Regions from separate parts of the Mus musculus genome. Here regions 2, 3, 4, 5, 6 and 7 are each linked to region 1. The links are chromatin loops, found by intact Hi-C in ENCODE. Cell type or tissue: left cerebral cortex. All regions are shown on one strand. Region 1 holds the start of Cdc40 (cell division cycle 40). Region 2 holds the start of Mettl24 (methyltransferase like 24). Region 3 has its middle 71 kb from the start of Gm48057. Region 4 overlaps Ddo (D-aspartate oxidase). Region 5 overlaps Mettl24 (methyltransferase like 24). Region 6 overlaps Ddo (D-aspartate oxidase). Region 7 has its middle 64 kb from the start of Gm48057.

The links. Peaks named below come from ENCODE experiments on the same cell type or tissue, not always from the same donor. Only the 100,000 strongest peaks of a DNase experiment are listed, where the experiment ranks them.
Region 2: a loop joins it to region 1, with 9 times the contacts of the local background. A loop is called at or near these places in 13 of 42 quality-filtered maps.
Region 3: a loop joins it to region 1, with 3 times the contacts of the local background. A loop is called at or near these places in 3 of 42 quality-filtered maps.
Region 4: a loop joins it to region 1, with 4 times the contacts of the local background. A loop is called at or near these places in 6 of 42 quality-filtered maps.
Region 5: it touches region 1 in a loop (3-fold over the local background); 5 of 42 quality-filtered maps call a loop at or near these places.
Region 6: it touches region 1 in a loop (10-fold over the local background); 15 of 42 quality-filtered maps call a loop at or near these places.
Region 7: a loop joins it to region 1, with 2.3 times the contacts of the local background. A loop is called at or near these places in 3 of 42 quality-filtered maps.

The regions. Positions count from the first base shown.
Region 1 is chr10:40,883,050-40,887,049 of GRCm38, forward strand. Cdc40 (cell division cycle 40) reads right to left here and starts at 94. Exons shown (of 15, transcript NM_027879.2): 1 at 1-94. The coding sequence starts at 26. Wasf1 (WAS protein family, member 1) reads left to right here and starts at 778. Exons shown (of 9, transcript NM_001379453.1): 1 at 778-1,021. In left cerebral cortex, CTCF peaks have their summits at 689 (motif pointing left), 1,690 and 1,899; DNase peaks (open chromatin) are centred at 82, 418, 1,270 and 1,556; H3K4me3 peaks cover 3,625 bases; H3K27ac peaks cover 3,150 bases.
Region 2 is chr10:40,681,552-40,685,551 of GRCm38, forward strand. It overlaps Mettl24 (methyltransferase like 24), which reads left to right and starts at 1,731. Exons shown (of 5, transcript NM_177793.3): 1 at 1,731-2,113. The coding sequence starts at 1,805. It also overlaps a transcript of Ddo not described here. In left cerebral cortex, a CTCF peak has its summit at 2,155; DNase peaks (open chromatin) are centred at 536, 1,104, 1,685, 2,217 and 1 more place; H3K4me3 peaks cover 1,426 bases; H3K27ac peaks cover 3,631 bases.
Region 3 is chr10:40,962,316-40,966,315 of GRCm38, forward strand. No RefSeq gene overlaps it. Among named protein-coding and RNA genes, the nearest start is that of Gm48057, 71 kb to the right of the region's middle. In left cerebral cortex, no CTCF peak of the experiment used is centred here; a DNase peak (open chromatin) is centred at 2,417.
Region 4 is chr10:40,637,293-40,641,292 of GRCm38, forward strand. It overlaps Ddo (D-aspartate oxidase), which reads left to right. Exons shown (of 5, transcript NM_027442.5): 4 at 53-229. Among named protein-coding and RNA genes, the nearest start is that of Ddo, 9.3 kb to the left of the region's middle. In left cerebral cortex, a CTCF peak has its summit at 1,906; DNase peaks (open chromatin) are centred at 160, 1,218, 1,582, 1,940 and 1 more place; H3K27ac peaks cover 3,880 bases.
Region 5 is chr10:40,760,252-40,764,251 of GRCm38, forward strand. The region is part of intron 4 of Mettl24 (methyltransferase like 24); the gene reads left to right. Among named protein-coding and RNA genes, the nearest start is that of Mettl24, 79 kb to the left of the region's middle. In left cerebral cortex, a CTCF peak has its summit at 2,450; DNase peaks (open chromatin) are centred at 314, 515, 959, 1,370 and 2 more places; H3K27ac peaks cover 3,496 bases.
Region 6 is chr10:40,648,308-40,652,307 of GRCm38, forward strand. It overlaps Ddo (D-aspartate oxidase), which reads left to right. Exons shown (of 5, transcript NM_027442.5): 5 at 1-1,624. Among named protein-coding and RNA genes, the nearest start is that of Ddo, 20 kb to the left of the region's middle. In left cerebral cortex, a CTCF peak has its summit at 1,536 (motif pointing right); DNase peaks (open chromatin) are centred at 79, 1,476, 2,494 and 3,569; H3K27ac peaks cover 1,605 bases.
Region 7 is chr10:40,968,927-40,972,926 of GRCm38, forward strand. No RefSeq gene overlaps it. Among named protein-coding and RNA genes, the nearest start is that of Gm48057, 64 kb to the right of the region's middle. In left cerebral cortex, a CTCF peak has its summit at 2,231 (motif pointing left); DNase peaks (open chromatin) are centred at 690, 1,302, 2,193 and 2,517; H3K4me3 peaks cover 677 bases; H3K27ac peaks cover 362 bases.

The DNA of each region.
Region 1 (4,000 bases):
GCTAGAGCTGCAATCGCAGCCGACATGACTGCAACAGATACTCTCTGCTAAGGCCAGGCCAAGGCGGAAGAAGCAGCGTCTCCCAGGTCCTGTCAGATTGTCATGGAACTCGATATTTACCTCCTTTAAAAAAAATCATTTATAACTTCTCGAAAAAAACTTTATTATTGAGATAACTGTATCAAAACTTGAGATTCACAAACATTTATCTAAAGAAGCACAAGGGATTACAACTATTTGTAACTTTCAGGACCTCGTTGATTAAAGACCCAGTCCTGAGATGTGTTTGAAGCCTCGAGGACCTTCACTCCCGGCGTACAGTGCGGCGAGGAGCTCGCGGCACCATGGGAAATGTAGTTTGGAGCGAGGAGGTGGAGCCCGGCAGAGGGGGCCTGCCTTCGACCCCGCCCCCAAGAGGATGCTTCATTCAATTGGATGTCATCTTCCCTCATTCCCGAGCCCAGCACCGTTCTCTCCGGCCCCCTCCCCCAAAGTGCGGATCGGGCAATACCACAGAGCCTCAGGACAGGGGGAAGCGCCGTCCTCTTGCCCACGGACGGGTAAGTGGGTGGATGCTCATTCTCCCACCATGCCGCCGTACGCCCTGCAGGGTTCGAGGGGAGAGTGCGAATCCTAAGTTCAGAGACCTGGGACCCGTCCGGTGCAGCTCCGGGGAAAGGTCGTGAGGCCAGGCGGAGAGCGCCCCGCGGCTCCCCCTGCTGCAGGCGCGGGTCCCCGCGCCCGGTTGTGGAGCGTCGCGCGGGGAGGGGGCGGCGCAGGGCAGCGGCTGCTCGCGGTGTTGTTCGCTCGCGCGTCGAGCGCACCGCGGCTCGGGCGAGCAGTGGGCGCCCCCGGCGGCATTCCCGGCGGCCCGGCGCCTCAGCCAGTGCCCGGCGCGGCTTCCATCCCGCAGCCCGACGCTCCCGAGGGGCTCCTGGTGGCGCCCCAGTGCGGAGCCGGACCGGCGGCAGCCGCCGAAGCATGTAGAAGGGGTACGGCGCGAGCCCCCCACGGTTTCGCGGTGAGCACGAGTCTCTCAGGATTTTGTCCCTTTTTTTTCTTCCCGGGGTCCTGACGAGGGAACTGTTCTCCACCGACCCGAGCCGAGAGGGGCGTGTGGATGAGCCGGGGTCTGCAGCGGCGGCGATGGATGGGCGCGCCGCCCCCGCCCCCATCCCGGGCTCCCCCGCGCCCGCCGCCCAGCAGCCCGGGCTGCGCGTGGAGGACGAGGCGTGGGATCTCGGGCGCGGGGACTGGCCCGAGGCTGCTCTGGGTGCAGCATCTGCGGCTCTCACCTGCGGCGCGGGGTTCGGGGCTCCGATCCCGCCGCTCCGCCCTTGTGCATCGGCGCCGGCGAAGGCTGCAGCCAGTCGCGGAGCCCTCGGCTCGCCCGGCGTGCCAGCGGTTCTGAAAAGCGAGCCCTGGCCGCGGGTCTTTGCGCCGCGGCTCTCTGCACGACCATGGTAAAGCGAGTGCGGGCATCCCTTTATATTCCAGTTTGGAAGAGAAGGCAGAGAGGGTGCTGGCTCTTTTGATGCCTGGAAATGGGGAGGTTCCTCGGGCAGAGTTAGGGAGACGCTTGCTGGGCTCTGATGTCGGCAGGACTCGCCCATTGTGCCACCCAGATAATTATTCAACTATGCAGCATCCATTGCACCTTTCCCATTTTTCTTTTCCCCTAGCTACAGCATGCCCCCTAGCTTCCGTAGACACCTTCTCTAGCACTTGCGGATGATGAACTAGAATAATGGTGAAAAGAAAGCTCATCGGATCCCAACATTCACGACCTGCCCTGTGACTGACTAATTAATACCTAGCTAGAATAGGTACTTTAATTCGACTCATTCTGACCCTATCCTTTACTATACAAAATGTGCCCGACATTCTATTTACATTTTTTTCTTGGTGTTCACATTAGCTAAGTCTTTATTTTCAGTAATCGGTGTGATTAGTTTATTAGTTGTTCAGTTGTACAAACATCCATTGACATTGTAAATTTAATTGGTAAACTTTCATTTTTCTAATTGTTGGGAGCCGCATAACACAAGTACAGATGCAGTCCCATTTGGAACTCACAGGAACAGTTTATCTTTGATCTAAGTTTCTGTTAGGGAAAGTATTTTTATTTATTTTGAATATTTGAATAACGTACTTATATATAAAATTTTCCGTTTTAATAAGAAAAGTTTTGTATTTGTAGAATATTTGAACATCCGATTTACTAATCATATCTTTCATTTGAATGAGAGGGAGGATTTAATATGGGAGGAGAAAAACTCCCTAACTTGGATTTTAATTTTCACTTAGTTCTTTTTAAAGTATATTTTATTGCCAGTTACAGTTTTTTTCTTTTAACTCTTATCGACATGGATATGAGTAGATCCAGTTTTGAATACCTTAAGGACAGAATATATCTCAAAACCTTGGGAAAAAAACATAGCTACTTACTACTTAAATGATATCATTTAAGAACAGCCTATGAGCCACTAGAAACATCTTTTCCTTTTTATCGGCTTTCCCCTCTTTATGTGTTTAAGCTTGTTTTGTTAACCCTTTCGATACGAACAGAATTGTACACGGACGATGCAAGTGTTTGGAGGTGCAGGGATTATTTAATTTGTAAAGGGCATACATTTAAGTTGACGGTGTAGAATCATTTTTTTTTTTTTTTTTTTTTTTGGCTAGGAAAGACCTTGCAATTTACAAAGTGGACATCTTGCCTTGGTTTCCTAACATGTAAATGGAAACAATACTCTTATGCCACACAATAGTATGCGTTAAATCAGAGAAGATATTTTCCCAGTACTTTTAAACTAACTTTAAGTATTTTAATTAATCGATGAATCATGAAGAGGCTTTGGTATGCTTTTCCACAGGGCCTGGGAAGGGCTGATTTACATTTGAGTTTGCTTTGGCCAGATGGCTTTAGCTTGAATTTATTTCTCGTTTTTTAACTATAGACTTAATGCCTACATATAATAATTATATAGTTAATACTGGTGAAAATAATTGGTAACGAGTAGAATAATGAGTTAAATTTGTGAAAAGTCTAGAAAATATTGAAGATCTCTTAATTTAGAAATGGTAGTTAATATATTTCATAATTGTGATTACTTATAAGATGCATTGAAGGTCAGCTTTATTGGTTGGATTTCTAAATGGCCATATGTTGAGAGACAGCACATTGGTATAGTATAATACTCAATTTATTTTTTGTTTAATTTTAAGAATAATTTAAGCTATCTTTTCCAAAGGCTTGATCTTCAGTAGAGATTATATTTGGGTTCTTATTAAAAGAGTAACTCCTTTACCTTCATAGCAGAAACTACTGTTGAGACTATATTATTATAGCTTTTATTAAGATATTAGACTTTTGGTTACTTTGTGGGAGGAAATCATATAGATGAAAAGTCTCTATATGTGAGTCTATAATTCATTAATTTATAATTCATTGATTAGCTGATTTGTTTTAGAATTATCTTAATTATATTTTATCATATTTTCTTAAATATAAAGAGCTACAATTTAGCTTTTTTTTTTTTTTTTTTTTAAATTGGGTAAAGAAAAAGTCTGGTTTTTCTTTTTTTTTTTTTTTTTTTTCACTTTCAGTCCATTTTTATTTTGTGAAAAAGCAGCAAATCAACATTACAACTGAGGAGGAACCTGAGTGTGCGTCCGACAGGGAAGCACACGGCTAAGTGGAGTGGCAAGGGTTTCAAAAAACCCATCAAATGTCTGATCTCCCAATCTCCAGATAAACAGCACTCTGTGAAGTGACTCGCAGGGGTCAGAGGTTATTGCTGTGGAGACAAACCTGCAGTGCAGTAGCGTGAGTCTTGGGCATGAAGCACAATCAGCTCAGCAGAGTTAAGTGGACAGCATGTTAAGAAACTGTGTGGAGGGAGGGAGGCAGGGCGAGGCAGAGTCTGTACGCCAGTTGACCCAAGAACAACAGAGAGAGATCGAAAACTTTCCAACTGAGACCAGGCAGAGTAAATCT
Region 2 (4,000 bases), 200 kb before region 1:
ACAATATTCATAATTTTGTTATTGGTAAATTATTATTATTTAGGTACTAAATACAACATAGTTATGCAATATATGTAACCCTAAATATTGGTCTATTTTCCCACAGGAAAACAGAAGCTCAGAAAAGATACATATTTTGTTTAGTGTCTCATATCACTCAATGAGAGGGTCGTGAATCAAACACAGTTCAAGTAAATAACTGCAGGATTTGAGGCTGTCTCTCTCAGCTTGTGTGAATGAAAGTTTATAATCTTAATAAAGACTTTTAGCTGCAATTTCCCTGGAGGTGGGCAAGTAGATATCTGTCTGTCTGTCTGTCTGTCTATTCCCATCACGTGTGTATACTTTCAAGCATAATAAAACCTCCAAGCCCCTGAGGACCGGTGATGGCCAGGGAATGCACTGGATTAGGCTGATAAGTTCTGTGACTGTGGGGAAACAGGTTTAATGCTCTCTGACAAAGAATAATTCTGCCAAAAAGGAATGGGAATCTCAGAGAGCAGAGCTCCCTATGGAAAATCCCAACATTCAAATGAGGAGGTGGCCAGACTTCATTCTAGATCTCTGTTGTCCGTGTCGCAGGCTAGGGAGAGAGACAACCTACATAGAAGCATGGAAAATATATCCATATGTGTGTGTATGTGTGTGTGATGTGTATGTGTGCTTGTGTGTGTGTGTAATGTGCATGTATGTATGCTTGTGTGTGTGTGTGTGTGTGTGTATGTGTGCGTGTGTGTATGTGTGTGTGCGTGCATGTGTGTGTTGGGGGTGGGTATCTGGCCATGGTTTAAAAAAAACAAAAGAATCCCAAAGAACCTGAATGTAAATCTAGAAATCAATGTCACCCTAAACAGGTGGAGGGAAAGAATCCTAACAAAAGTGGGATACCAACCCCATTTGTGAGTCCAAACTATGAGCATCTAGATTTCTTTAATTAAGGTCAAGGTGACAATGGCAATCCCGGCTAGGGAGCGTTTTGCCCAGAGATAAATATGTCCCTCTGCATTTCTGCCAGGCAGCAGGGAGGTGTGTGTTTGGAGCTAAATTAATTTGATTTCCAGCACTCCATGGTAACTTCTGTTCCCTCTTTCCCGCTGTCAGATGTCTTCGCTGGCTGTCTCCCTTCCCTTCACCCCCACACATTTCATAACACCGAGGGAGAAAGCATGGGCTGGCTTCGGGCAGAATTTAGAAACTGAATAACTAATTTGATTCTTCTGCACGGAGTGCTATTCTCTCCTCTGTACGGAGTGCTATTCTCTCTCTCTCTCTCTCTCTCTCTCTCTCTCTCTCTCTCTCTCTCTCTCTCTCTCTCTCTCTCTCCCCTTGAGGGAGAGAAGTTGTAAACCTGAGCATAAGTATGATTATTTTTATATCATGCTTAGTGGCAAAAACTGCTTGACAACTTTTTCTTTGGGGCCAAACCTGGCGGCTCACCTCTCCTCTTTCCTTGTGTCTAATACTAACACCAACAAATGAAGTCAAAGCTCAGGCGCCCCGGAGGAACGTGCTCTATTCTGACTCTGGCTCTCCCCACTAGCCAGACTTTACAGGCTGGTCACACCTAAGGACACCCAGCCCTGTTATGGCAGCCTGGGTGCACGCCTAGCCCACCGCCCCTCGCTCTTCCTGCTGCGGCTGGGCAGGATAAGGTTACGCCGGGGCCTCCCCGGTCGCAGGGAAGAAGGCGGGCCGCTGGGGAGTTGCCACAGTTGTCAGCCCGGTCCGTTGGGAACGCTTCTCTGCAGGCGGCTGGGAGCTGAGGGTGGGACCCAGAGCACAGCCGGAGGTCGAGGTCCCCGCCATGGCCACTGTCAAGCCTCCCGGGCGTGGTTGTGGAGCCCTGCCCCGGTGGCTGCTCGGTGCCGCGCTGCTTCTGGGCCTACGGCTTTGCATGGAGTTGCGCCACGCGGGCTCGGGACCCCCGGGCCGCGGCGATTCCCCAGGGCCACCCCGGACACACCTACTGTCGGCGCCCGGCTCCCCACGCGGAGCCAGAAGGAGGCAGGTGACCTACGTGCGCAGTGGGCGCCGAGTGCTGCCCCGGGGTGGCGGGAGCACGACGTCCCCAGAGCCGAGCTGCTGTGCCCAGGGCGGGCTTCTCCGCAGGAAGGTCAGTTGCAAACCATGCAGACATGGACCTTGGAGTTGAGCCTGCACCCAGATGGCGCTAGGGAGCCTTCTGCTCAGGCCACTGGGACCTCAAGACTCTTCTATTTCCTTCTAGCTGAGCTCTCCCTGGAACTTTCTGTAGTCTCACTCAGTATCCCTATAGAATGAAGTGGAATTGAGCAGGGATCATGCAAATTCAACTAACGTTTGCTGAGCGCCTACTGTGGCAGACCTCCTTCTAGGAAAGGAGCACCAAGCAACCACACCCATTTCAGCAAGGGAGGGGGCGCTGAAAGGGAAGGAGGCATGGCTTGCCATTGTGTTTTCCCCACCCAGGCCTGGACAAAACCGGATGGGTAGACACTATGAAAGGCTCATCCAGGTGATGGTCAAGATCTGCCTTCCAGTAGCATCCAGACACCGCCCCCTTCACCCACTCCGACCCCAGAGTCCCTACCCAGCAGTGGGAACTGGCACCGGGTGAGAAGCCAAACCCATAGCACCACTTAGTGGGAAATAATCGGATGCTCCAGGGCCAGATCCTTGCCTTGTTAACTTCCCGCACTTCATTGAGTAGGTCAGTTTAAACCTCTGGTTGTTGAAGCCTCACCTTACACCTTCTTTTGGGAGCTCTGTGGTACCTAGGACTGAAAAGATTAGGAATTGGATATATGAGCTTGCCACATCCTTACACCTGCCACTCTTGCTTCCAACTGCGGTGCCATCCTCCGAAGCAAGGCTGGCTGTGCTGCCTGGAGTCGGGTTTTTCTTGATGGCATCTGAGCACCCAGCCCCCACCTGCGAGCTGGCCCCTGCATTTACCAGCCTGCTCTTCCTTTGGCTCCTCTACTCTAACACCCCCACTACTTTCAGTGATTTTCTTCCCCCACTTTTATATGCCCTGCGCTCAGTCTTCCCACATGGCATTGCTTAACAGGCAATTCTCTTATGTTCTGGGACGCACACAGCTCTTTTTTCTGTCTCCGAAATGCACCTCCTATATAAAGACTTAGCTAGTTACTCTAAAAGAGACACCTCCTTCTCACTGTGTCCATGCAGTTCCCATGATGCTGTGCTAAGCTTTCAAAACCCTTGCCAAGGGCTTCCACTGGATGCTGGGTCAAGTGCTGCCAGCACAAACTGAATTCAAAGTGTCTGGGGCTCAGGAAAGTCATACAATTTGATTCAGGCCTTGAACCTATGAAGAAAGATCAAAAAGTGAACAAAGGAGACATTTGAACTGAGATTTGATATTTTTTTTAAGAGTCTGGCCTCCTTTGTTCCTCTGTGGACACCCTTGAACACTCTGTCTTTGATAATCTCCCCTTTCTGAGTGATTCTCCACAACTTTTGTTTCTGCTGTCTCCTGTTTAAGGAGACCTAAGGGGTTGTCTTCCAGGTTATTGGTGACTAGAGCCTGCCTCACAGTGTTTAGGTTTGGAATGCATAGAATCAGGGGGTCACTGGGGGTGTTTGTGGGAAGTTCACCTCTGTCCCCTGTGGGATGCTGGAACAGAGATCAGTCTGAAAATGGCAGGCAGGTGGTAGCTATGGAGGTGGCGAGATGTAGCAAACATGGGGAATGTTGGAAAGTTACGGGGAGAAGCAGCTATCTTGGTTTATCTCTGTTATCTGTTTATCTTTGGTAGATTACAGATAGAATGTGCTGACCCCAGATAACTTTCAAATATCTTTTAGTGATTCAGTTGGAAATGCCAAATAGACATTCAGACACATTGATCTGGGGCTTAGAGGCAATGTCCAGGCTGAAGTAGCAATTTGGGGCTATTGCTCGCAAGTAGCATTAAAACTATGAGATGGTATGAGGTCAACTGGGGGTGAGTGTGACTTACAGGACAGGAGTCTGAGTACTGGGGTTCAGTCATTA
Region 3 (4,000 bases), 79 kb after region 1:
CAGTACCTGGCTGTCCACTGCCCAGCTGTCCACTGCCCAGCTGTCCACTGCCTAGCTGTCCGTTACCCAGAAGTCCATTGTCTGGCTGTCCACTTCCCGGCTGTCCAGTGCCCACCTGACCAGTACCCAGCTGTCCAGTGCCAGCATAAGATCTGGTTCTTCTAAAGGACTCGGCAAACATTATCTTAGGGAGTGGAACCATACTAGGCTGGCACAAAGTTAATGCTTTGTGAGTTTCTTGGGGAGATGATTTAGAGAAAAACATGCATATTAAGCATTAATTTATTTCTTTTTTTTTAAGATTTATTTATTTATTATATGTAAGTACACCGTAGCTGTCCTCAGACACACCAGACGAGGGCATCAGATCTCATTTCGGGTGGTTGTGAGCCACCATGTGGTTGCTGGGATTTGAACTCTGGACCTTCCGAAGAGCAGTCGGGTGCTCTTACCCACTGAGTCATCTCACCAGCCCTAATTTATATCTTATATTTTAACATGAACTACCTTTCTGACATCTTTTGTTTCTGTAATTTAGCAATATAGTTTATTAGAGCTTGATTCAGACCTTTTATTTCCAGGAAAGAGTTATAATATTTCAAAGAAAATGTACAATCTTCAGAGTTCTTTTCGAATACTGTATTTTTAACACCTAAAAATGCTGCTATCAAAGTGATTTTTTTTTTTAAAGATCACAGGAGTAACAACTGTCCTATAATAACATGTGACTTTAGGCTAAGAGACAGGAGTACTAAATTCACTCTGTTCCTTTAATGGCATCTTGCTGACCACCATAAAAATAGAAACTCTTCAAAACAAGTAGTTTTCCTATTGTGTTTTAGAGGGAAAAAAATCACCCTGGTTAAATGGCATAGCACCACAGATACACTATTTAAATGATGATGCTTCCAAATAAATATTCTCAGCCTCCAAATTTAAATGCTGAAGATTACCGTCACTCTTCAACAGATCAACAAACATTAATTAACATTTATGCGACGGGAATTTCATTTAAAGAGAGAGCACTTGGCATGAATATTCAACAAATATTTGTATGGCTCCGTCGTGCAATATAAAAACATTTGTGGCTTAAAAACAAAAACAAAGTGTTCATTTTCTCTCTGTTCAGCTGCTAAGTCTCCTGGGCTCCCAGTTTTCAGCCTTTGGGGTCAAAGACTACTGTGTGCTGAGATGATATTTCAGATTTCCACGCTATTCCCCCCACCCCAAATATCTGGTATACACATTTTTAAAAGAAAATGGCAGCCTGCGTGTGCTTATCCTCTGACACCTACGAGTGTGTCTTGCCCAGACACACACACACTCTACATACACCAAAATATTGAAAATCAAGTGAAATAATGCTTATCCTATCCTTTAAAATGACCACATTTTAATGAACTGAAATCCACTGTAAAACAGTGCAAAATCTAGCATGGTACGAAGTGTTTTTACTGTTGTATTATAACACAAGATGTTTCCTGTGCATTGCGTCATCCCACTAATGCCCTTGCTTTATAGACACCAAGCCTTACAGAACTGCAAGGCACACAGAGGAAACAGTCTAGTGCCATCCTGCATTAAACAGGCTCAAGGAGGCTAAATAAATGACATGGGGCCAGTTACCTATGTAGTTGTCGTATTTGGACACAAATAGCCTTGCTTCGGTGGCCATGCTACTTCAGACAGGGACTGTTCCCAGTGCTGGGTGCCTGGACAGGGAGGGTTAAGTGGTGAGCGTTCTCTCTGGCAGAGCAGAACTACTTCCTATTGGGTGGGCATGACTGAGCCTTTGGCTCTGGTCTGAGGGTGTATGGTCATTGATAACAAATCAACCAACTCAGTTGTATGGACATTGCTAATGGGTAGAAAATTGCCTCTTTAGAAGTGCCATGTGTCTCTATTAAAGCTTTGCATATGACCGTGGGGTTTTTCTGCTTTCTTCCACAAGAGAGCAAACATTCCATAGTCTTGATAAGGCAAGGCCTATCATGGACCATAGTAAACCTCACCAAAACAGCCTGTCAGGAACTAGGCAAGAGGATTATTAATCATCTACTGATAGCTTCTAAAATAACTCTGGATTACTAGAAACTCACTCATGAATCACACAATTCCACACTCCAGCGGCCTGTCAATATGCAATAATCTATACTGAGGCAGGAAAGGCATTGGAATGAAGTAGTCAGGGCAGCAGAATTAACCCAGTAACTGAGCGCGACTCCTGTGTGATTTGAGGACAGCTCGCTCGCCTGAGAAACCTCATCCCTGGGCTCATGAGTTTCACTCTCCTGTGCACATTTTTTTCTTTCTTTTTAAAAGCTTTATGTCTTCCTGGGATTTCTTTAAAATGTAACTACCGATGAGAGAAAGCACAGCTTTTGTCTTTGTCAGCCTACACCTCATGCTGTGCACTACTTGAGCAGATGCCAGACAGACAGGCAGCCTTGTAGCAGAATTCCCCATGGAATCAGACAGAAGCTTAGGATGAAGTAGAAGCAGAGAAGAGTGAGGCAAACCACGTCACAGATTTCTCTCCAACATGGGTGCTTCTCAAATTTGATGAGTGCAGTATTTAGCCTACAAAAAAAGAAGAAGAAAAAAAGGAGGGGGGGCTGGTGAGATGGCTCAGTGGGTAAGAGCACCCGACTGCTCTTCCGAAGGTCCAGAGTTCAAATCCCAGCAACCACATGGTGGCTCACAACCATCTGTAACAAGATCTGACTCCCTCTTCTGGTGTGTCTGAAGACAGCTACAGTGTACTTACATATAATAATAAATAAATCTTTAAAAAAAAAAAAAGTCTTCATTTAAAAAAAAAAAAAAAAAAGGGCTGGTGAGATGGCTCAGTGGGTAAGAGCACCCGACTGCTCTTCCGAAGGTCCAAAGTTCAAATCCCAGCAACCACATGGTGGCTCACAACCACCCGTAATGAGATCTGATACCCTCTTCTGGTGTATCTGAAGACAACTACAGTGTACTTACATATAATAAATAAATAAATCTTAAAAAAAAAAAAAAAAAATTTAAAAAAAAAAAAAGGAGGAAGAGGAGGTGGAAGAAAATAAGAGGAAGAGAAGAAAGAAGGAGGGAAGAGGAGATAGAGGAGGAGGAAGAGGAGGAAGGAGAAAGAGAAGAAGAAGAGGGGGAGGGGGAAGAGAAGGAGGAGGGGAAGGAAGAGGTGTTTGATATCCTTTTCAGAGAAGTTTGGTGAATCCACCCTTCTGGATACTGATCTTAGAATCTTGATTATAAAGTATATAGAACTGGTCCCTTCTACCTCCCCTGAGCAGATTGTCTGAGGCACATCGAATTCCTCTTTGCATTGCCCCATTACTCCTTCTTTTACATTCTAGCTATTAACAAGAGTCCAGTCCCTCATACTTTGTCTCAATTACTATATGAAAGATTACTCCCGGGGACTGGGAACCATAGATTATAAATTCCTTTGAATCTTATAATTTCCAGTTGAGATTGGGAAGTCTTAGGTAGCCTATGACCTGTGAACATCTGCCCACCTTCACTGTATGTATGGAACCACTGTGTAGAGAAGACACATTCATGGTTGAGCTACTCAGCAACCATGGTTGGGCTACTCAGTCATAAGGCTGGGGGTGGGGTGGGGATGGGCAGTAAGATGAGCAGAGCTCCCTCCTCCAGCAAGGCAGAGAGCAAGCATTCCTAAGCATGCTGAGCAGGTCCACGTGTGAGGGCGATTTTCTCAAGGTTCTGACTGGCCATGTGAGTTAATCCATGTACACCTACCTAATTCTTAGATACTGTTCTTGTGGCTCTGAAAAAAAATCCTGACAAAGGGGACTCAAGGAAGATGGGGCTCATATTTGGCTCACAGTTTGACTGTCCATCATCGTGGTGGAGATGCCACGGCAGCAGGAGTATGAGGCATCTGACACACTGCATCCAGAGTTAAGAAGCAGAGATGGACACCAGTACTCAGCTCAGTTCTCCTTTATAGTCTACCCAGTTCTGCAGCCCATGG
Region 4 (4,000 bases), 250 kb before region 1:
ACACACAACTTCACCAAAACGTAAGGCGCACTTTCTACCTCTGGTGCTTCAGTTGGCAGATATTCCGCAGCGTCCCCGCTGAAGAAGTGCCTTTCTGGGCTGATGTGGTGCTGGGATTTCGAAAGATGACAGAGGCTGAGCTGAAGCGGTTCCCTCAGTATGTGTTTGGCCAGGCTTTTACAACCCTGAAGTGCGAGACTTCTGCCTACCTCCCGTGGCTGGAGAGAAGGTTAGTTGAAATGTCTCTGTGTTTTGTCCTGTTTGACATGGTGATAAATTATTGTACAGCCTCCTAGCTCACGCAGCAGACTCTCTGGGACTTTCTTGTAAGGTCTTGCTGCTCACAAAGGGCCAGGGGTCTATGAACGCATCTGGAGAGTGTTTGCCAGGCAGGGACTAAATCCTTAGCACACTCGTGATAACTTGGTGTCTCATTCATCGCCATTCCCTCAGAGCAAAACCAGTTACTAAAATCTTAGTTTCCTCAGTTAATAAAAAAAATTAAAAAAAGGAGGCATTCGGATAATACAGACCTTTAGTTCTTATGATTGGAAAAATCTTATATTGATCGTGAATTATTGTTTAATCTTTTTCTCATCTTCAGTAAAAATAGCTTCACTGTTTATTGTTGCTAATGTGTGATGGGTGAGAACATTAAAACTGAGAACCTTTCGGAGGCCTGTACTTTACACCTTCAGCCTTTGACAGTTCATTTTGGCTTGGCTTCCGCACATCCTGTGTCCAGCTTGTTAGGAGTCACAGCGAGAGTGTTTTCGTTTGCGACACACCAACAAATCTCTGGCTGATTTTCTTAGCCATTGCATGATGTTTGCGGGGGGGGGGGGGGTCGGGATGGGTGGGGTTGTTAAATATAAGCGCTGTCAGTCCCCAAAGCCGGATGTGATGCAAAGAACCCGAATCTAAAATGTTTGGGACCGGAGGCATTTTGAAATTAGTTTTCTTTTTGTTTTGTTTTTTAGTATAACTAACGAGCCTGGCATCTGGCCAGATGACCAATAGGGGATGGCGTGGGTTACCTGCCCCCTTTTCTTTCATAAAAGGCATTGTGGGACAGAGCAGGGCCTCATAGCAGCCCAAGGGGAGGCCTTCAGGCTGGAGGGAGGTGGGGCAGTGAAGGAATTGGACATCTGGGGCTCACTCTGTGGGCTGGGCAGGCCCAGATGGGCAGTCACACAATCCCTGCTGCTTCTCACACTTGGGCCTGTTCTGTCGCCTCCTACGCCTCTCCCCCACAGTGTGAGCACTCGGTCTTCTGTGTCCTGATTCAAAAGGGAACATTCCTCTCAGTGAGCTTTGGAGCAGTGTCTTCAAAACCCAGAAAAAGCCTATTATTTTATTACAACTTAAATCGTTCATTCGTTTCCAAAACCAGCAAAGGTCATCATACCCTTCTCAAAAATTGCCTAAACAACCCGATACTCAAAAGCCCTCAGAGGCTTAATCACCCATACAGGTAATATTTTATATCTTGGGACAGTAAAGTCACACACTTGGCTGTGTTTTTTTTTTTTTTTTCCTTGCCATCCCAGGAAATGAATCACAGAGACAAGAAGTCTCCTGCCAGGCAGCCTACTTAAATACATTATTCTGAAGGGAGCAGAGTCACCCTGCATTTGACGGCATCTAGAAGGCCTGGTGCTTCCTATCCGCGCTGGAGGCCTGTAATTTAGACCAGCTGATTGCTTCCAGGATGCCAGGCTTTACCCTGTGGCCCACACAGATCACACCGCTGACCTCCCTGCCCACGCTGTTGGCTTTTCTGCTGTTTTTCTGGGCGGGCATTGAATCCCTGAGACTTCCTCACATTCTTTGTGTTCTTCTCCCTGCCTGACACCGGTGATTTCCTAGATTATATAGAAATACACACCTACCCTGCACGTCGCCTAGGGGGCAGGCTGTCCCAGCTTTATGCTTGACCAACTTGCAAGGGCCTTTTCTTGTGTGTGGAGCAGACTCCTGTGCCCCTCTGGCTCAGCCCACACTGGGCCTACTGGAGCATAGCCTGTCTGAAGCATCCCTTAGGGACCGCCACCCCAGCCTATCTTCTGTCCTCCAGTGTCCGTTAGAGGAATATGAGACCGCACAGGCTGCAGACACAGTTGAACGTGCTCACTGTTGTTTTTCCCCGGGTGTAAGCAAGGACGAATTGAGAGAACACTGTAAAAGGCAGAAAGAGGCTGGTGCCTGCTTTTCCTGGCACTGGCGGTAAGCTTTGTAAGGAACAGATGCAGGGTGGGTGCAGTGGCCTCTGCAGGTTTATTAAGGCCTTCGTCTGCTCGGAGGCATCTTCCTGGCTGTATCTTCCTCGCCACCGCTTCTGTGAAGTTAAGGGAGTGTGACTGTTTCCCTTTCAGGCCTGCCTGCCTACAGAACCCCTGGGCCACGCCCATACACCCTCCGTGGAGGGTCCAAAGGACCGGAAGCTGCTTTATACCCGATGTCTGATGTGCTTGGAGTGATTTGTGTGTATTCATGGAGTCGGCCAGGCTGGGGTGGACGGACACTCCCAGAGGGTATAGCAGCAGCTCATTGTCAGAGAGACAGTGATGGCGTCAAGACGGAATTAGACCATATGCATCTGGCGGCTTTGCCAACCTAAAATACATTTTAAAGCTCTAACTCTGGAGCAATGTCAGGCTATGAAGAAACCAGTCTCTAAGACTTGCCAACTGAGACTTTAAACTAGGCTTCTTCTTGTTTCTGAACAAACTGACTGAACATAAGTGACTTTTTGTTTTGTTGTTTTTAAATCTCTGATGAGAAGGTGCTGTTCTTTGGGTTGAGATCTGCGAGTTAGCTTTAAAGCTGACTAACAGTGCACATGCAGAGAGCAGTCCTAACACAACTCGCACAAGTTCGCATCGTCCTTGAGTCCCACCCGGCCATCCTTAGCTCTCTCTTCATCCTCAGTGTGGCTGTTTCTCACCTCTCCACTTCAAACCTGTTTTCCTATGATGCCTAAAAACTCATTCTGATTGACTTTAGAGACTCCTAACAAGGTTGCCTCTATTCATTCTCGAGTGAGAGGAGACCTAACTCCATACCAAGAGAGATGTTTTCCTTCAGATACTGAATGGTTGGGCCAGAGCTCCTGGCAGCTCTAATAAGCCATGTTTGGCCCCATTCTCCACAAGCCAATTAAACAATGGTGAAAAGCAAAGTGGAGCAAACAAACCAACAAAAAGGAGTGTTATTCAGTCTAGCCACATTGTTAACAAAATCCAGTCCACCCTCCAGAACCACACCCACCATCAGGTTTAAAGAGAGGGGAGAGGTATGTGTCACTGAAGCGCTCCGGTCAGGGTGTGGTCTGGGTACCACGCTGTGTCCAGCCGCAGTCTTTTCTGCACATGGTCTAACAAGTTGTCAGGACTGCCTGAATCTCTTTCCAGGAGACACTCAGCCTCTAACACTGGGGTTCAGCCTTCCTCTCTCAGCATGAGATTCCTGGGGGAAAATGGGGTCCATTTTCAACAGTCTGATAGCTAAAGCAAGGGGACAAACGTCTCTCAATTATCTTCGCTCCTACCGGGATCCATTCCACATTCAGCTCTGAGCCCCAATTCCAGGCAGCCTTGCTCGGCCTCCAGCCTCCTCCATTCTATTGGGATGGATGCTCTCATCCTCTGAGGTAGGATGCACCGCTGCCTGAGTGTTGTGTCTGGCCAGCAGATCACAACCTGGGTTCTAGCCTGGAAAGGCATTTTGGAAACCTGGAAGAGAAGAGGGGTTGGGCTGCGCGACATAAGGAAGGAACCAAGACAAAGCTCTCTGCTCAAGGTTCAATTTTTACTATTTCAGCACTCAGTTATAAAGGAAGGGGGAGGTGCCCAATTCCCGCCAAATAATCTTGGAATCCAGTAGCAGGGTGATCACGTGATGGTTTCGGAACAGCAAAGCGGCAGGTTCCAGCAGTAGGCGTGGCAGAAAGATTGAGCGGGAAGCTCCATCCCTGAGCAAGCAGGTTTCAGGCTGGGGG
Region 5 (4,000 bases), 120 kb before region 1:
GTACTGTGGAAAGCCTAGGGAGCTTGCCAACCTAAGTTCTCCCCAGTACCTTGCTAAGTCCTCCCCAGTACCATGCTAAGTCCATACCAGTACCATGCTAAGTCTTCCACAGTACCATGCTAAGTCCTCCCCAGTACCATGCTAAGTCGGATGTGCAGTGCTCCAATGCCTCATCTTTTGGCACAACCTAGTTCAATACCAGGAAGCACAACATTAATAAGCAGCAGGCACAAGCATACAGATCTCTACAGGAGATTAGTAATGTCTCCGATGAGCTTTTGTGAGAAAGCTTGCTGAAAACCAGCTCTGCTGCCGTAAAGGCTATTTTAGGCTCAAGTGCAATCTTCTACCTAAATTCTCTTGCACTTCTTTTTTTTTTTTTTTCAAAATGAGCTGGGTGTCATTTGTCATTCCATACATTTGAAGGCAGCTTCATCTTGTGGAATTACTATTTAATCATGAAGGTTCTGTGTTTCTGTGAAATCAGCCAGTGGTGATTTAACAGTAATGAGTCATTCAAGGCTCTGAATTGCAATTGGAAAAGCAGAAACGTCTTTCCACTTCCATCCATCTGCAGAGGACCCCGAGGATAAGGCATCTAGAAACAGGAGTCCAGAACTTTGCGATTCCACACTTAAGAAATGAGGAGTGTTGTTTTTTTTTTCCTTTTTCCAGTTTTGTTCACTCATCTGTAACAGTGAATTTTTTCCTGTAGGGCACAATATCTTGCAATATCGTTTTCAAAACACCCTGTATTTAACTCATAGCACAGACCTACAAAAGACTAGAAAAGTTGCCCAGGAGAGAACTAAGCACATCTGGATTAAGTCGTGGGTGGCATGGTTGTGTTCTCCTCACTGTATTCCAGGGGCAGAGGGTCTGAGTGACAAGCTTGTAGGAATAGCGTTCTGGGCCTGGGGCTCTGCTGCCACCTGGATGGGGACAATGGCAAACAGTAGGAAATAAACCAATATGGTAGCGAGGTACACGGTAATCAATGAATCCCAACTGCAAGAAGCACTTGATTGAAATGGCAAGTCAGGACCAACCCTCCAGAAGGGGAGGAAGTTAGGTCCCTGAAAATATCTCCTTGAAGAGGTTCTTGGAACCCTCCCTCTTTTCTCCAGCTAGCACAGGTTAAGTCAATTTGACCATAAGCTGAGACCTTTGAACTATGAGCCAGAATGCCTATTTTTTTTCCTTTTAATTTGATCATGTCAGGTCTTTTGTCACAGCATCGGAGCTTACTGTCTTTGCAGGAGCCTCTGAGGCTAGTGAGGGCTTGAATGACATAGGCTTTCATTTGAAACCTCCCACTTCCTGCTGTGAGTAAGGCCCTGTAGCAAGAAGATCCTGACTGCCCACTTCTGCAGCGTCCCCCCTGCTTTCTCACTAGTCTCCGAGTCTGCTCAGTTTCCCTGTTATAAGATATATAATGTGATCGGTCATGTAGCCTAAAAGATCCACCACCACTGGAGAATGTGATGCAGGCAAACGAACTCATACTGGGGAGAAAAAGGAAGCAGAGGTATTCGAGAGGCACAGAAGTGATTATACTTTACGGAGAGTAAGGACTGCTGTGGCCCTTGGAATGGGAAGGAGACCAGTCCTCTTAAAATGAAGGCGATTTCCCGCGTGGTGGGACCCAGCCTCTGGGTGCTTTTTCTTTGTTTTTGTTGTTTGCATGCACCAGGAGTGGGCGGATTTGTCTCAGAACCTTGCCATTTTGAGTTTCCAGAACGAGAACCAAATGAACCTGGAAAGGTTCTCTAGACGCGTCCTTGATTAATCTTTGTATGGTGCCCTTTGGAGAGTCCTGCAGCCCCACGCTGGCTTTGTGCGTGTCTAATAAAAGCACAAAGCCTTTGATAGTAGAAGGCATAGGACTTGCAAATCCTCTGAGAGCATGTACCCCTGAGTAAGCAATGGGGTTTTATATTTTATTTATTTGTTGCTTATTTCTTTGTTATTGCTGTGTGCGCACATGCGCGTGAGTGTATATTTGCAGGGAGGAGGTCAGAGGACAGCTTTGTGGAGACGGTTCTCTCAACATTTAAGAGAGTGCTGAGAATAGAGGCTTAGTTGGTGAGCAAATTCAGCACTGAGCCTGTCCCAGGCCCCCCGAGCAAAGTCTTCCAGGTCACATCTGTGAGGGCCATTTTGTCTCTGGAGCTGAGCCGGAGCAGAGCAGCCATGAGTTAAGTTTCAGGTGTCTGAGAAGCGATGGACAGAGTCGACTTAGACATTAAATCTGCTTTCTTTTCCATCCAGGGAAAATACCAAGAAAGGAAGTTTCATTTGCTACTATTTAGTTAAGAACATGAAGACCCTTAAAAACCCCACAGCTTTCCCAGCATGGAGTGATATTCAACAGTGTTGCAATTAAAACGATAATGAAACTTTTTCTCCCTAGCACTTCCCTTTAAAATCAGTGTGATGGGTACACAGCACACCATTAGGAGGAATTATGCAAAGCAGCCTCCCTGTTCCAAGTTTTATTTTAAGATTTAATTTATTCCAGATTCTGCAGGAAAAAATGCCCATGTGACAAGCCTGCTAACAGATGTCAATTTAGTTTTATAGCACATGCCTGCATTGCGGAGCCAGAAAATGGAGATTATTCCCCCTGCCTGCTGTTTATGGCACACTACAGCCTCGCAGCGCTGAGCTCCAGAGGGCGGCTGATTACTAACCTGTGGGCATGCGACTTTCCCTGCTTCCTCAATGGTGCTCTCCAGTGTAAACCTCAGTATACACTGTCAGGTGAATAGAGACTCTGGGAAGAGCAGAGGTGTCTGCATATGGACTTTTCTCCATTTTAATATCATCTAAGCCAAAGGATGGGTTAAATTATGTTATGATGTGAGAGAAAGAAGAGAATTGTGTATTTATATGTACAATTCATTTAAATAATAGGTACTAATAAATAGGTCATTATTTAATATTTATTTTCTTATTTCCTACTATTATTTTGGGTTTTTGAGACAGGGTACCACATTCTAGCCTTGCTGGCCTATTAGCAGGGTAGGGCTGGCCCAAACTCACAGCAGTCTTATTACCAGTGCCTCTAGTATGCAGGAATAATAGACACATGCAACTCATTTGGCCTTGTTATTTTCAATTGTGTTCAGGTGAATATAGAATAAGAATTGCTAGCTCATCAATCTTAAGTGGCTCAGCAGTGTGTGTTAGCGTTAAGTCCAGTGATGGTCTCCAGAAAGCCAATACCCATTAAGCAGTAGCTGCCCTAGTCCCCACCCCCTACGTCCCAGTGGCATCCTCTTGCTGTCTCACACAAGTGGAGTCCCACGGAGTGTTTGTCCTTATTTGTATGTGGCAGTATTTCACTTGGCATGCTGTGTAAGAGAAGAAGTTACTCTTCTCTCGCTGTGATAAAATACCATGACTAAAAGTGACTGTGTAAGAAGCAATTTATTTTCGAGAATGGTTCCAGAGGTGTTCTAGTCTGCCATGTGGGGAAGCAAGGAGGCAAGCGGCAGGCACGGCAGTGGGAGCAGAGAGCTGAAAGCTCACATCATCAACAGCAGGCTCGAAGCAAAGAGAGCAATCCAGGAGAAGAGCAAAGCCATGAACTCATGATGCCCACCTCAAGGGATGTGCTTCCTCTCCAAACAGTGCCACCAACTGGGGGCAAGTATTCAAGTGCCCAGGCCTGTGGGGCGTTCGTTTCTCACCACACACACTTCCAGGGTTCCACCACTGAAACCACCACATGTATCAGAAAGTTCTTCCTTATTTATTTATGTATTTATTTATTTATTTATTTATTTATTTATTTATTTGTTATTTTTTGAGACAAGTGTCTTTCTATGTAGCCCTGGCTGTCCTGGAACTCTGTGTAGACCAGGCTGGCCTTGAGTTCACAGGGCTCCGCCTGCCTCTGCCTTCCCAGTGCTGGGATTAAAGTTGTACGCCACTGCACCTAGCCTTCCTTCCTTGTTAAAGCTGAAAAGAGATTTCACTATATGTATAATGCATT
Region 6 (4,000 bases), 230 kb before region 1:
TGTAAGCGATAGGGAGTTCGTATTTTTGGCTCAGAAGCACATAAGCACATAAGAGAAGATTAATGTGTGAGAAATATACTTGGCTCCCTGTCAGCCCTAGAGCTGTGCATGATCCTCTCAGGTCATAGAGCCAACAGAGGAAGTTATCATCCCACTAGATGGGACCACACAGTGTGGACCCCCGGTATTTAACCGAGGGTAGGCAGCAGCAGCTTCCTCACGCCAGCTGGTATTCATGGTAGCTGACAGAGGTGGAGTTGCCCTCGAAGGCTGCGCCAGTTTTGGAGCAACTTTGTGTCTGTTTTGTTGTTTCTGGGACCAAACACCTAACAGAAACAACCTAAAGCATTGTTCATAGCTGCAGCCCATAGCGCCAGGGAGGGCCTTGTAGAACAGAGCTGTTCAACTCACATCTGCAAGAAAGCAGTGTGAACAGGTAGCAGGGCAGATGGGGTGACAGTGTCTAAGCGCTCATTCCCAGTTGTCTACTCCCCGTCCCAACTTTCCTCCTATACCTCTACCATCTCCCAACAGTTCATTTAATTCTCAAATCTGTCCATGGATTGAGTCATCGATTAGGTCATCCATATCTAGAAACACCTTCAGCCCCACCCAAAGGGCGGGCTTTACGTCTGTCTTAAGCAATCCCCTATCTTGTCAAGCTGCCAGGAGGGATTTACCATAGCAATCGTGGAGGCTGCATACTTCATTACCACAAATGATCAAGAGCTGCTGACTGCGCAGTGAATGAGCACTGTTGGAGACTGAATCGTCTATGCGACCTAGGAGCTAATTTGCTAATGGAGACGAAACAATCATTTTTTTAAATGACATACGACACAAAGTGTTCATGTCGCAAGTATTGGGGAGAAAGGGAATATGTCTTGTGATAATGTAAGTTTGAGAATTGCTGAGTTGAATAATTTTACCTGGCTCCCTAACTTCAGGCTACTCAGAACCTTTACCGTCCCGGGTTCATTGTAGGTCCTCGGGAGGGTTTTTGGCCTGGGAGAAGATTGTTCACTGAAGTAAGCAATCCTGGAGCAGGGATGTCATTACATTTTGGAGAGAAGTACTTTTTTGTTGTTGTTGTTGAATAATAAAGCCTGTTTTGAACCTCCTAGGAGTCTTACGATTGGCCATAAGTATAGGGACAGGGCTGGAGAGATGGCTCAACAATTAAGATTGCTTGTTGCTCTTCCAGCAGACAAGAGTTTGTTTCCTAGTGCCCATGAAGTGCCTACAACCTCCTGTAACTACAGCTTCAGGGTTTCCAACATACTCTTCTGGCCTTTGTAGGTACACACACACACACACACACACACACACACACACACACACAGAGGAATTAAATAAATCTTTTAAAAACATTATAAAACTTATGGACAAGAAGCTTGTGTTTGCGTTTTTGTTGAGGTTTCGTGTGCGATTTTGTTTGAAGAGAGCACTGAGCTGGGGTTTCATACCAAACAGTGTTTAATGGGCTACAAAAATTCTTGTTAAATCAAGCAGTCTCATTTCTATTAATTTTCACCAGGGGGCGATGTTGTATCAATCTCAAATAAACCAGAGCATCTGAAAATTTAGAAATGACAAGATATAAAATAAAATAAAAATAAAATAAGGAAGTGTGTGTGATCTCTTCTCTTCTCTTCTCTTCTCTTCTCTTCTCTTCTCTTCTCTTCTCTTCTCTTCTCTTCTCTTCTCTTCTCTTCCTCCTCCTCTTCTTCCTCCTCCTCCTCCTTCTCCTCTTCCTTGTTCTCTTCCTTCTTTTTCTTTTTATTGTGGAGACTAGAGTTCCTATGGCCAAAATTAAACTATTCTGAACTCTATTTAAAGTAGACAAGAAATGCCTGTATTTACATCAATTTAGAACATGTGCACTGCATGGGAAATGTAGCATGAAAAACTGGCATCTTAACATGACAAGGTAACCTTTTTAATGGTTACAAATAAAAACAAAGGGTGTCACTTGATACAGCGGGAGTCTTGTCCCTCACGGGGCAAGTCACATTTTTCATACAATGTACTTTCTCATGCTTCCCCCTTTCCTAGGCAACTCAGACTCTCCTCACTTCCCTATCCCCACACCTTTATGGTCTCTCTCAAAAAACCTAAAACACCCACAAGAACTCAAAAATGAAAAAAGTGTAACCCCCTCAAACCCCCAACAAGACAAAAAAATCCAAAAAACCCCAAAAACCTAAAATAAATGGACAAAACCAAAAAGCCCATTTAAAAAAAAAAGTAACCCAAGCAAAACTCGAAGCTACAGAATTCATTGTGTACGCCTGGGCATGCCGTGGAGTGTGGTTGATATGTGGAGTGCCACACCAATGGAGAACACTGACTTCCACTTTGCCATCAGGTGTCGACTGTAAACAGCACCTTGGGTAGGGGTGGGGACCTGGGTCTACAGCCCCTCAGTGCTGGGACACCATGTGGCTCGAACGTGCTTTAAATGTCTCCTCATCCGGTTCTTGCACCATGTGGATGCCCAGCCTCTGCATTTTGCATCTCAAGTCTCCCACACTCCATGACCTCTTCCTGTTTGCCATTCTGGCTCAGTTTCACACCCATTTTATATCTCTAAAGCTCCACACTGTAAGACTGAAAGATCAGAGGCGTCCTGGCTACCTGCCCCGATTTCATTGTCACTAATTGCTGAAGGCTTCCTTGGTATTTCTCAAAGGATATTATTCATGTTGGTCATGAGCTGCCCTTCTGGGCTGCATCTTAAGATCACATAGGGAGTTAAGGGTGGGGGTGGGGGTGGGGGTGGATCCTGTTGCTCAGCCTTGCTCTGTTACAGCAGAATTTCGAAGACAAGGGGTGAAGGAGGAGGAGGTGCAGCGGCATTAGTGTGTGTTTAGAGCTGTCCACAGGGCTCTGACTGAGCCTTTCCCTTAGAGCTACTGCTGCTGCTATAAGCTTACCTTCCCTCCCATTCTCCCTTGCCACCATGTTGCAGAGCTGGGAGAGTGTGCTGGCTTCAGCAGGTTCATCCTTATGCACTCTGGAGAAGGCGGCCTGTGAGAATTAGCTATCTCCTGTAATGGCTCTCTAGAAATGCTGGAAATTACCTCAACAGCTGGAGGTTAGCTGCTGAGAGACAGCGCCTGTCTGAAAGATGAGAGGTAGACTATACACATGGACAACAGCCTGCACACGTAAGACAACAGAGGTCTGAGCCATGACCTGCAGCCTTCTGTCCAGGGAATCATCCCCCAAGATGCAGCACAGGAAACCAGCCTGCTGTGTGTCAGACTTGCATGGCTCCAATCCAGAAACCTAAACAATACTTCTGTAAGGATTGACACAAAATGCTCAGAGCATGATTGATAACCAAGATCTTCCTTAATTTTGTCTTTCCTTCTAAATTTGGATCAACCCAAGGAATCAAAATATGCACCACTATCCAGTGATTGTGGATGTCTGTCTTTGTGGGCCTGCTTGCCGTTTCCCATGTGGAAGGTCTCCAATCAGCACATTACTGATGCCTTCCCCCTCTTCTATTCCAAAGCTTTCTAACTCCTCTGCCTTCTTTGAGTACCTGCCAAATGCAAGGGATTCAGGCCGACTCCCACACAAGCATTAAAGAACTAGCCCTCATTTTTCTTTTGGCTGGTATATTAGTCAGCATTCTTCAAAGAAATAAAGCCAACATACAGCTCTATAGAGATTTATCATAAGGGGGCCATGACAGATCATGTGATCATGGAGGCTGAGCAGATGGCTCTAAGATCTCCATTTTGCAGATGATGGAACTCTCCACCTTCATCCAGGAAAGCAAGTGGTTCAGCTCTAGTCCAGGCCTGAAGCCTGAGAACCAGGGCAGCTCCAGTCTGGGTGTGAAGGTCAGGAGACAGCCCAGTTCCGGCAGAGAAGAGATTCATCCCCCCCACCCCCCCTTCCATCCATTCAGGCCTGCACTGGCTGTCTCATGCCACACTTCAGAACTCAGTCATCATCTCTGGTCAGTAAAATAGCTCAGTGGATA
Region 7 (4,000 bases), 86 kb after region 1:
TCTGGTGGGGCAGGATCCTACAGTCCTTCTCCAGCCCCCTCTTAGCTAAAATTCTGAAATCTCTTATATCAGAGTCCTGAGATACAGTGCCATGCGTTAACTAAATGTTCTCAATTTTCTAGCACAGTGATTTTTTTTTTTCTACTACCTGATTTTTTTTAAGAATCATTTAGCATTAAACCCAAAAGTTTAAAACTCACAGAACTGGACACAGGCAACATGTTACACAAATGTGTATTTTATTTTCCTGTGTGTGTGCATGTGTTTAGGCAACATTTATAAATATTGACTCATCTTTCACCAGGTGCCAGGCACTGTAGCATTCTGTGTCCTGAGGGAAAGAAAAACACTGGACAAAAAAGAAAAGAAAATCCGTTTTTTAGGAGCTTCACATTTTTCTGAGGAAGACAAATTGCCTATGACACAAATAGTGATGAGTGTAGCAAAGAAAAACCCCACCATGCAGGAGCAGGATGCAGTGGGCACCTTGTTCAGATAGGCACGGGCTGTCTGTAGGGAGCCGACAGAGCCTTGGGCAGAGGGATTCCAGTGTGCAGCTTGGAGCCACATTCAAGAGAGAAAACGAATTTCCCTGCAGACCAAGGCGGGCAACGGGTGGGGGTGGGGCAGGCAGGAGCAGCTGATCCCGCTGGGCGCTGGGCTCAGAGAGGCGGGCACTCTGGCTTTCTTCCTGGTGTGACTCTGGGAGGGCTTGAGTACAACAGCGGTAGGATGTGGTGGTATGCCTGTTGTTAAAGATTGTAGCTGCCTCACGGAGAAAACACTGCAAGAAAGGAGGGCGGAGGCTGGAAACTCAAAAGACTACTAGAGCTGGCAATTTGGAGACTTGGACAGAAGAGGGGTTATCGGGGCTCATATGCAGGGGTGCACTTTGATGTGGTCGCCCACTCATTAAGAGAAGACAGGGTTTACTGTGTCTGTGGTTTCGGTTAGACATCTGTGTGACTGATTTGATCACTCCAAGAGTTGCAGATATAAATAGCGGCACCATTAGCACACAGGTATAAACCCGTAACTTTAATGAGATCCAGTGGAGAGCAGGGACAGATGGAGGAGAAATGACTTGGAGACTTAGGTCTCAGAGCTGGGAAGAAGAAGGGACCTGCACAGAATAAGAGGGAGAAGAGATAGAGGAGGGGAGGGGGAGGGGGAGGGAAGGGGAAGGGAGGGAGAGGGAGAGGGAGAGAGAGAGGGAGAGGGAGAGAGAGAGAAGCAGTCAAGAGGAGGGGCTGCATCAAGACTGGGTGAGAGAGAACTAGGTGAGGACAGTTGACCAAACCTCATTTGTGCACAAAACAGCAGATACCACTCTCTGTAGTACACTTGCCTGCTGCCTGCTCCTGGGATCTGAAGCTGAAAGCTCTCCTGGCATGGGAGCCTTTGTCTAAACTTAGTTGATAAGGTGTTTGCTCTAGACTTTCTTTCTTCTTCCTCCTCCTCTTCTTCTTCCTCTTTCTTCTTCTTCTTCTTCTTCTTCTTCTTCTTCTTCTTCTTCTTCTTCTTCTTCTTCTTCTTCTTCTCCTCCTCCTCCTCCTCCTCCTCCTCCTCCTCCTCCTCCTCCTCCTCCTCCTTTAAGATTTTTGTATTGATTTATTTAATATATGTTAGTACACTCTCACTGTGTTCAGATCCACCAGAAAAGGGCATCAGATCCCAATACAGATGGTTGTGAGCCACCACATTGTTGCTGGGAATTGAACTCTAGGGAGAGCGGTCAGTGCTCTTAACCACTGAACCATCTTTCCAGCCCGCTCCAGACTTTCTAACCGTGATATGAAGGGCTTAATGAGATAGACTGGGCTCACCCTATGGGATCGACTCTTTTGTTTGTATGGGACAGTCCATTTTATTTAAGAGGAAAACATGGCATAAGAACAGAATCTGATCATGGTAGAGTTCAGTGTAAATTCCAGCCATTTCCCTGAGGGCTTATCCAGAAGCCTGACAGGAAGGCCTGGCCCTGCCTGCGTCCCCTTGGTTGCCCTGGCTCTGTATGCTTGTACCCTGATCGTTATCCGGATCCCATGCCAGCTTATGTTGGAATGACTGCAGCTGGGCTATTGTAGAATTCTCCCTCTGTTCGTGTGGGTGGGAAATCCATTCTTGATGTGCGCCCTTCCTCTGCTGTCCTTATTCATAGCTTGCTTCTTCCCAGACCCGCAGAGCTCAGGAGTTTCAGGAGGATTACTTGGCTTCGTGTGCCCTCTTGTGTGCTGGCCCGATGCCTCTCTTGAATAGCTTTGCCCTCCCTGCCATGTGACAGTGGGAAGACTTCAGGGCCTACCTGATATTTTTTGGCAGGGAAAGAACAACTTCTAAAGCATGTTGCTATAGTTACCGAGTCTCCCCCCCCCCCCCATAGCACAGCAGCCACTGACTCTGTGCTACTTTGTGTAGCTCTAGAAAATATTCTCCCCCCCCCCTTTTTTTTTCTTTTAATCACTTCATGCCCACTTCTGCGTGGGTTACACAGAGAATGAGAAACACAAAGACTCTATTATAGGAGCACACCCACCCACCCACGCACAGAATCATACATGCACATTTCAAGTTTGACATGCCTGAAATCACAGATGTCTCTTAAGTAGAATTTTGTCCCCGGGACCCACTTCAGGAGACTTGCTATAGTGACGGCAAATGTATAGGAGACATTTCTGTCCACTTCAGGAAGGTGTTTGTAGCTATTTCTGGACACAAATTAGGCACATGGACCCTCCCCCCAATCCTTTTAAGTAATTACTTGTTCTATCTGTAGGGGGAAAATAGATTCGTCTGTGAACTCTTGTAAAAGTTAAAGCTTCAAATCAGCCTCGTTGGGGTTTTCCTATTGTTTATGTGGATGACTATAATTACTAGAAATGGTGACATTTAGAGCCTAGTTCGAGTTCCTGTCTTATTGGATAAGCACAAGTGTTCCAAGCAGACACTCAGAAGGCAGTAACAAGGTGGGTTATGCACATCGTGTGCACATAGGTCCTCTTCTCCTCACCCCCCTTTCACAGAAACACACAACACAAGCTGGATGACAGAATAACGAAGGATGTGGGTGTAAACATATATCTCCCTCCCCTCCTCTGGCTTCCAGATCCCCCCGGGGCCCCAGGTGTTGAAGCTCCACTCTGCCTTTCTCCCATGCTGCAGTGGGGCTATGGGGAGCTGTGGGGGGCTGTTGGTGGCCACACTGGCTCTTTGGCTCCCATCACTAATGTACTCTGTTGGGGATTTCTTCCTCTATATGAAGCCGTTGGTCTTACTGTCAAAGAAAGGGACCTTTCTCTCTGCAGCCACCAGTGAAGAATACTAAGCTGCACTGGCCATAGGGAAGGGCTCAGTTTCAGCCGGGCATGCATAGTTCTCTTCCATAGATGGGCTTCTGGGCCTGATGGCTGGGCTCCCACCTATTGGTTCTTCCTGTGCACTGAACTTCTAAGCCAGTTTCAAGTAGATCCAAGCAAGCTGGGGCAGCCACCAGCAGGGAGCAAAGGTGGTTAGCACAATGCAAGTAAGAGCCTACAACACAGGGAAGTTCTCAGTGTGGGTTAGCTCTCTCCCCAGCCTTTCCACTACTGTGGGCTGGGGCAGTCCAGGCAGAAAAAAGCTTTGTCTGCTTCTCCTCAAGGCAGCCCTTGGGTGCCCTCCCTAAGCTGCTCACTAGGCTGCTTGCAGATAATTCTACCCTCAGCCTCAGGGGCCCAGTGTGAGGCAGAGCTCAAAGCACTTCAACCTCCCAGAAGAGTTGGACAGTGGGGTAGAAGAAATTATTCTTAATTCTCTCTCCTGACACAGTTCCTCTCTCCCTAGCTTGAGCCTGAAGCAGCTGCTGCAACTGTGTCGCCAGTGGCTTCCCTCATAATTGTTCTTAGAGACCCTGGACTGTGCCACCTGGTTGTCAACCTGAAAATCATGGTTTTGTGTAGGGGGAGGCGTGGATTCCCTAATTGGTTCTTGATTATGTCAATAAAGAAGGTGAGAGCCAATT